2 separate regions of the Homo sapiens genome follow, and region 1 is linked to region 2. Evidence: chromatin contacts called from ENCODE POLR2A ChIA-PET data. All regions are on one chromosome and are shown on one strand. The core of a region is the stretch at or near the end of the contact, and the rest is flanking DNA. Distances in the headings are between cores, read along the strand shown. Region 1 overlaps PIP4K2A (phosphatidylinositol-5-phosphate 4-kinase type 2 alpha). Region 2 overlaps FAM107B (family with sequence similarity 107 member B).

Region 1 (2,716 bases), core at 97-2,596, 8.0 Mb before region 2:
ATTTCCTTAACTCAACTTAGTCTGGGTTCCATTGCTACACTCCACCGAAACAACTCTGCCAAGGTTGCCAAGGACCTCCTGTGCCGTTCAATCTGGCTGACATTTCCCAGTCCCTGCCTTCTCAAAAGCATCATGATCATCCCATAGCATGTTTGAACCCCCTTTTCCCTTCACTCCCATTGGGTGGCCCTGTGCTTTTTCACTTCCTGCCTCGATGGCAGTTTTCCCCTTTCTCATCCTCTTCTCCAGGCTTGGAAACATTCCCGTTCTTGAAGACTGCTTCTCCGCCTTCCTCCCCATCACACCGGCCCCTCTCCAGGTTACCTCATCCACTCCTCTGGGGAGCTAATGTCTGATGCACAGATACACACATTTTTATCTCTTGCCCCTGCTGCCCCTGGGAACTTCAGACCCACCTGTCCACGGCCTACCTGACATTGACACTTAGATGTCCCAAGAGCGCATGAAGTTTAACAAGCTCAAAACTGAACTCTTCTCTTAAGATGCATTGTGCCAGTCGTTGGACCCACCAGCTTCCCCCGCATGCATGCAGCATTCCCTCCATCTTTCCCTACATTTCTAGTCTGTCATCATCAAGCCCCATAGATTTCAGCACTTCAGCATGCCGGAGTCTCTCTGCTTCTTTCGTTTCTGCTGCCGCCTCCGCCCTCTGCTGAGCTGCTCTCCTCTGTCTGGTGCAATTCTACAGCAGCCGCTTCCCGGTGCTCCTGGGCCTGTTGTTCATCCCTTTCATGCCACGCACCTTGTCTATTTCTGCACTGTTTTCCCATTAACAGTGTCCCCTCCTCTCTAGGACTCGCCTTCTTCCTGGAAGCCCTGTCCACCTGCCCTCTCCTTTCTCCACGAGCCATTGCTGCCCAGGGAAGCCTCACATGCCTCCCCCATCTGGCCTGGGCCTTTTCCATACTTGCTCGTAGCCCATTGTGCTTCTCCCTCCTGACTCTGTCATTGTTAGAGTTCAACACTTGGGGCAGTTCTTCAGTTAATGTGTCTGCCCCTCTGGACCATAAGCCCCAAGAGGACAAAGACTGGTGTCCGAGCTGTGCCCAGCACAGAGTGGACTCTTAAAGGTTGTGCTGACGCGAGGATGGGTGGGGAAGGAAAATCAATAAGGAAAATTCTCAGTTTACTCATTCCATGTTGGCTGAAGTTTTCATATTTTCTCCACAAAACATGTTCCAGAGCAGGTACCATAAAGCAAAAGGATGCAGAAAGTTTCTGGTTTCCTGTTTCCTGTCTGAGAAGACTCTCTTAAGTGATACTGATTTAAGCAGCCTGAGGAGGCATCAAAGCTTTGGAGGATCTGCTGAACACATCACGCGCATTTAAATAATCAGTGTCTGATCCCACCTCCACGTTGGGTTTCGCTTTCTCTTGTTCCACAAGATATCGAAGTGCTGATTGAGTTGGCATCCAGCTTCATTCGCATTGTGTTTATTATCACAAGACTTGGATTTCCATTATGATTTTCTTTTTCTGTTATTTTTCAAACTTTGATATTCCACTGATAGCATAAGGATACATAAACTTTAATTTTTCATAGATATACTCTGGGAATGACTTAGTATCATAAGATGCTTGAGTAAAGTGAACTGGAGAAGCTATATGACGTTAGATTCCTGTTTTTGTTCAGTGGGTTTGAGAAGCTAGCTGTCAGCTGTCACTATCATTCCTCTGTTGTGTTTGCCTTTTCTCTCTGGCCACCATTCCTTTCTTCTCTTTGCATTTGGCCTTCTTTAGTTTAACTACAGCGTATCTAGGTATGCTTTGAGTATTCTTACTTATATATTGCTTTGAGTATTCTGCTTTTTTTTGTTTTTTTTTTGTTGTTGTTGTTTGTTTTTTGTTTAACAGACATGGATCCACTCTGTCACCCAGGCTGGAGTGCAGTGGTACAATCACAGCTCACTGCAGCCTTGAAATCCTGGATACAAGTGATCTTCCTTCATCAGCCTCCTAAGTAGCTGGGACTACAGGTGCACACCACCACGCCCAGCTAACTTTTGTTATTTTTTTATTTGTTAGAGACGAATTCTGTTGCCTAGGCTGGTCTCAAAGTCCTGGGCTCAAGCAGTCCTCCTGCCTCAGCCTCCCAAATTGCTGGGATTACATATATGAGCTGCTGTGCCCAACTGTATCTACAGATTTATAACGTGCATTAATTGTGGAAAATTCTGAATCATTATTTTTTCAAATATAATCATCTTTTGTTCATCTTCTATTTCTGTATAATTTCTCACAGCTTAAAAAATTCTATATCTGATCATCTTAGTAACTAAAGTCTTGAAAATATTAATTAGTCGTTGCTGTCTCTGTGAGCTCATGTTTGATTGATCTTCATCTGTGGGAAGCCTGGAGGCCTGGCAGGGGTTGCTCTCCTCCGGAGATCATTTACATTTACTTCCACCAGGTGTTGGGGCCACTTTCAAAGGCTTCCTTCAAGGATCTCAGGTTAACGTTGAAGCCTTTGTTGAGCTCCCAGCTTTCGTTTGGCCCAAGTAAGTGTTGAAACTGGCATTTGTCCTCGGAGTCCCTCCTTTCAGGCTTGCTTAATGGTCCCCACACTCCCTGTGGATTAAACTCACTTTGGGGGAAGAAAGGTGTCTTGGAGATTGCCTCTACTGTCTGTGAACCCAGCAATGTGATTAAAAAAAACAAATAGCTCTATCAAGCAGCTCATTCTTTTGTTGTTTGC
Region 2 (2,752 bases), core at 50-2,549:
GTTCTAGGAAGTCAGTGTGAATCGGCCTTAGGTTCCCTGCCTCCAGCCCCTATTCTCCTGCCTCACAGGGTCCGTATCTTGGAGCTGTTTATAATTGTAGGGAGAGCACTGCACGTGTGTTCCTGGTTTTCTTTTGGTGTGGTTTCTCCATCCCTTTTGGGAGGAGTTGATGCACTTCCTTGAATTTCTGCACCAACTATTTTATTTGGATCACAGCATCTTACAGGCTGTTGTCATGTTTTGAGACTTTTTTGTTTATGGTGAAAATGGAGCGAAAGACTCTGAGTGCCGAGGGCCATGGGGTGCGAAAGCATAATTCTCATCGGCAGCTGGACCTCGGAGGTCCTTTTCCACCTTGGGGTTTTCCCCTGGTCACTTGGTTATACACTGCGTTTTTCCATATCTGGTTGGCAACTCTGAGGACAGGGACCCTTGGCATCCTCATCTTTGTGTCTCTTTAGGGTCCTATAGGGCTTAAGTGCTTCTTCCTGAGTCATTGCTGCTACTCAGCTGAGACACCAACGAGCTACCCAGATCAGACCCAGAGTGTTGCTGCTTATTTAGGTGGCAGCCTCAGGGCTGGGCATCAGGAGGGCCTGTCTTGCTTGGTCCCTCCATCAGTCTTTCTTTCGGACCCAGTATGTCTCAGCATCTGGATCTGCCGGAGTAGCTAGGAACTCCTACTGAAAGGCAGTGTTTATTTCTGTGTTGGTGTCATTTTAGTCCCACACTTCCTGAACTCAAAACCCTCTTTCCTAAGACTTGCCATGAAACACTCCTATGAACAACGGTGACCACGAGTCCCTTTCGGGGAGAGTGTCGTTTTGTACTTTGTATTGTGTCCCAGGCCCTGGATCCTGAGGGGTGGCCTTGGGTCTAGGAGAGCGCTCAACAGGGTTCGCCTATAGAAGATTCTTCCGGTGAATGGACGAACTTGTGGCCTTGTCCAGTGGTTTCTTTTCCTTTTTCCCTGTAGTTTCCTTCCACTGTCAACTTTTCCCCCTCCTTCATAGCAGCAGGTGTTGGCAAGGACGTGCCCAGATTAGTTAGGCCCAGCCTCTTCTTCTTCCTCCGTCCCCACCCACCTTACCTTTAGGACTGGGGTGGGGTGATGTGTCTGGCCACAACTTCCGCGACCACTTTTTAAAAAAATTAAAAATGGAGAGCCACGCCACATGCTTGTGACTTCCACAGGTGAAAGAATACTCAGCTCTAGAAGGGCGGAGGTGAGTGGGTGGTGACTTCCCGCTAAGGTGAGCTTGGGTCCTGTTTTCAGAGTTCTGTGGTCTGTGCTGCGGTCCTGCGCTTCATGTCATCTGTCACTAAGGTGCAGCAGCAGCTACTTTCCCTGCAGTATCTTCATCTCCGACTCTGCCCCGCGAGGGCCCTGACTCTCAAATAAGACACAGGCTGTCCTGTTAGCCAAGCAGAAGGGATATGTCCTCTTCTCTCTCCCTGGGTAACTTCTGCCAGATGAAGAATTTTCCTCCTTCTGGTTTCTTTAGTTGGAGAAATAGTAATAGTATGATTTATCAGGCTCTGGAATGAGACTGCCGGGCCCACCTTCCAGGTCTGCCGTTTACCAGCTTTGGCTTTCTTTCTTTCTTTTCTTTTTTTTTTTTTTTTTTGAGACAGAGTCTCACTGTTTTGCCCAGGCTGGAGTGCAGTGGCGCGATCTCCGCTTACTGCAGCCTCCACCCCGCTGGGTTCAAGCAATTCTCCTGCCTTAGCCTCCCAAGTAGCTGGGATTATAGGGGCACGCCACTCTGCCCGGCTAATTTTTGTATTTTTAGTAGAGATGGGGTTTTGCCATGTTGGCCAGGCCGATCTCGAACTCCTGACCTCAGGTGGTTCACGTGCCTTGGCCTCCCAAAGTGCTGGGATTATAGGCGTAAGCCACCATGCCCGGCGAGTTTCGTCTTTCTTATCAATAAAATAATAGTGCCTCCTTCATAGAGTTATACAGTAATAAAGTTGGTGTAAGAGTAGTGTGCCTCCATGGAATAAGTACTCAGTACAACGTTAAAACATGTGGGTAGGCTGGGTGTGGTGGCTCACGCCTGTAATCCCAGCTCTTTGGGAGGCCGAGGGGGGCAGATCACAAGGTCAGGAGATCGAGACCATCCTGGTTAACATGGTGAAACCCTGTCTCTACTAAAAATACAAAAAATTAGCCGGGTGTGGTGGCAGGCGCCTGTTAGTCCCAGCTACTCGGGAGGCTGAGGCAGGAGAATTGCTTGAATCCAGGAGGCGGAGGTTGCCGTGAGCAGAGATTGTGCCACTGCACTCCAGCCTGGGCAACAGAGTGAGACTCTGTCTCAAAAAAAAAAAAAAAAAAAGAAAAGAAAAAACAAAAACAAACATGGGTATGTGGTTGCAATAACTTACACTTCGATGCTCTGGTACTGTTTTTAGAAAGACCATTATTTATCTCCCAGAGGTGTGGTCACAGTTTATTATCTAATCAGGATTAGAGTGAATTGTTTGAAAACTTAGTGTATATTTACGGGGATAGCAAAGAAGGATATTTGAAACTGAAGTATCCTAGCAACCTTGGATCCCTTTGGTAACCCATGGCAAACAGGCTGCTGCTGCTATTCTCTATGGTTGAAGACAGGGTTTTATTCTTATGTGCCATAACTGGGAGTGTCAACTTTTGTCACAAAGAATGTGTCAACAATATGCCAAAGTTGAAACTGTCAACTTGGGCAAGCATCCTATACAATTTTAAACAATACCAAATTCTGTACAG

The links. ChIA-PET counts read pairs that join two places held with the same protein, here RNA polymerase II (POLR2A).
Region 1: POLR2A ChIA-PET joins it to region 2 with 15 read pairs in activated CD4-positive, alpha-beta T cell. The contact joins two enhancer-like sites. POLR2A ChIA-PET finds 5 or more read pairs at or near these places in 2 of 52 experiments (CD4-positive, alpha-beta memory T cell and activated CD4-positive, alpha-beta T cell).

The regions. Positions count from the first base shown.
Region 1 is chr10:22,610,546-22,613,261 of GRCh38, reverse strand. All of the region lies in intron 1 of PIP4K2A (phosphatidylinositol-5-phosphate 4-kinase type 2 alpha), which reads left to right. Among named protein-coding and RNA genes, the nearest start is that of PIP4K2A, 100 kb to the left of the region's middle. RefSeq lists an enhancer at 2,183-2,716. Within about 2 kb of position 1,346, at least 8 of the 41 ENCODE cell types and tissues checked have a DNase peak (open chromatin) inside an H3K27ac peak, as active enhancers do.
Region 2 is chr10:14,581,963-14,584,714 of GRCh38, reverse strand. All of the region lies in intron 2 of FAM107B (family with sequence similarity 107 member B), which reads left to right. Among named protein-coding and RNA genes, the nearest start is that of MIR1265, 150 kb to the right of the region's middle. RefSeq lists an enhancer at 1,415-1,474. Within about 2 kb of position 1,299, at least 6 of the 41 ENCODE cell types and tissues checked have a DNase peak (open chromatin) inside an H3K27ac peak, as active enhancers do.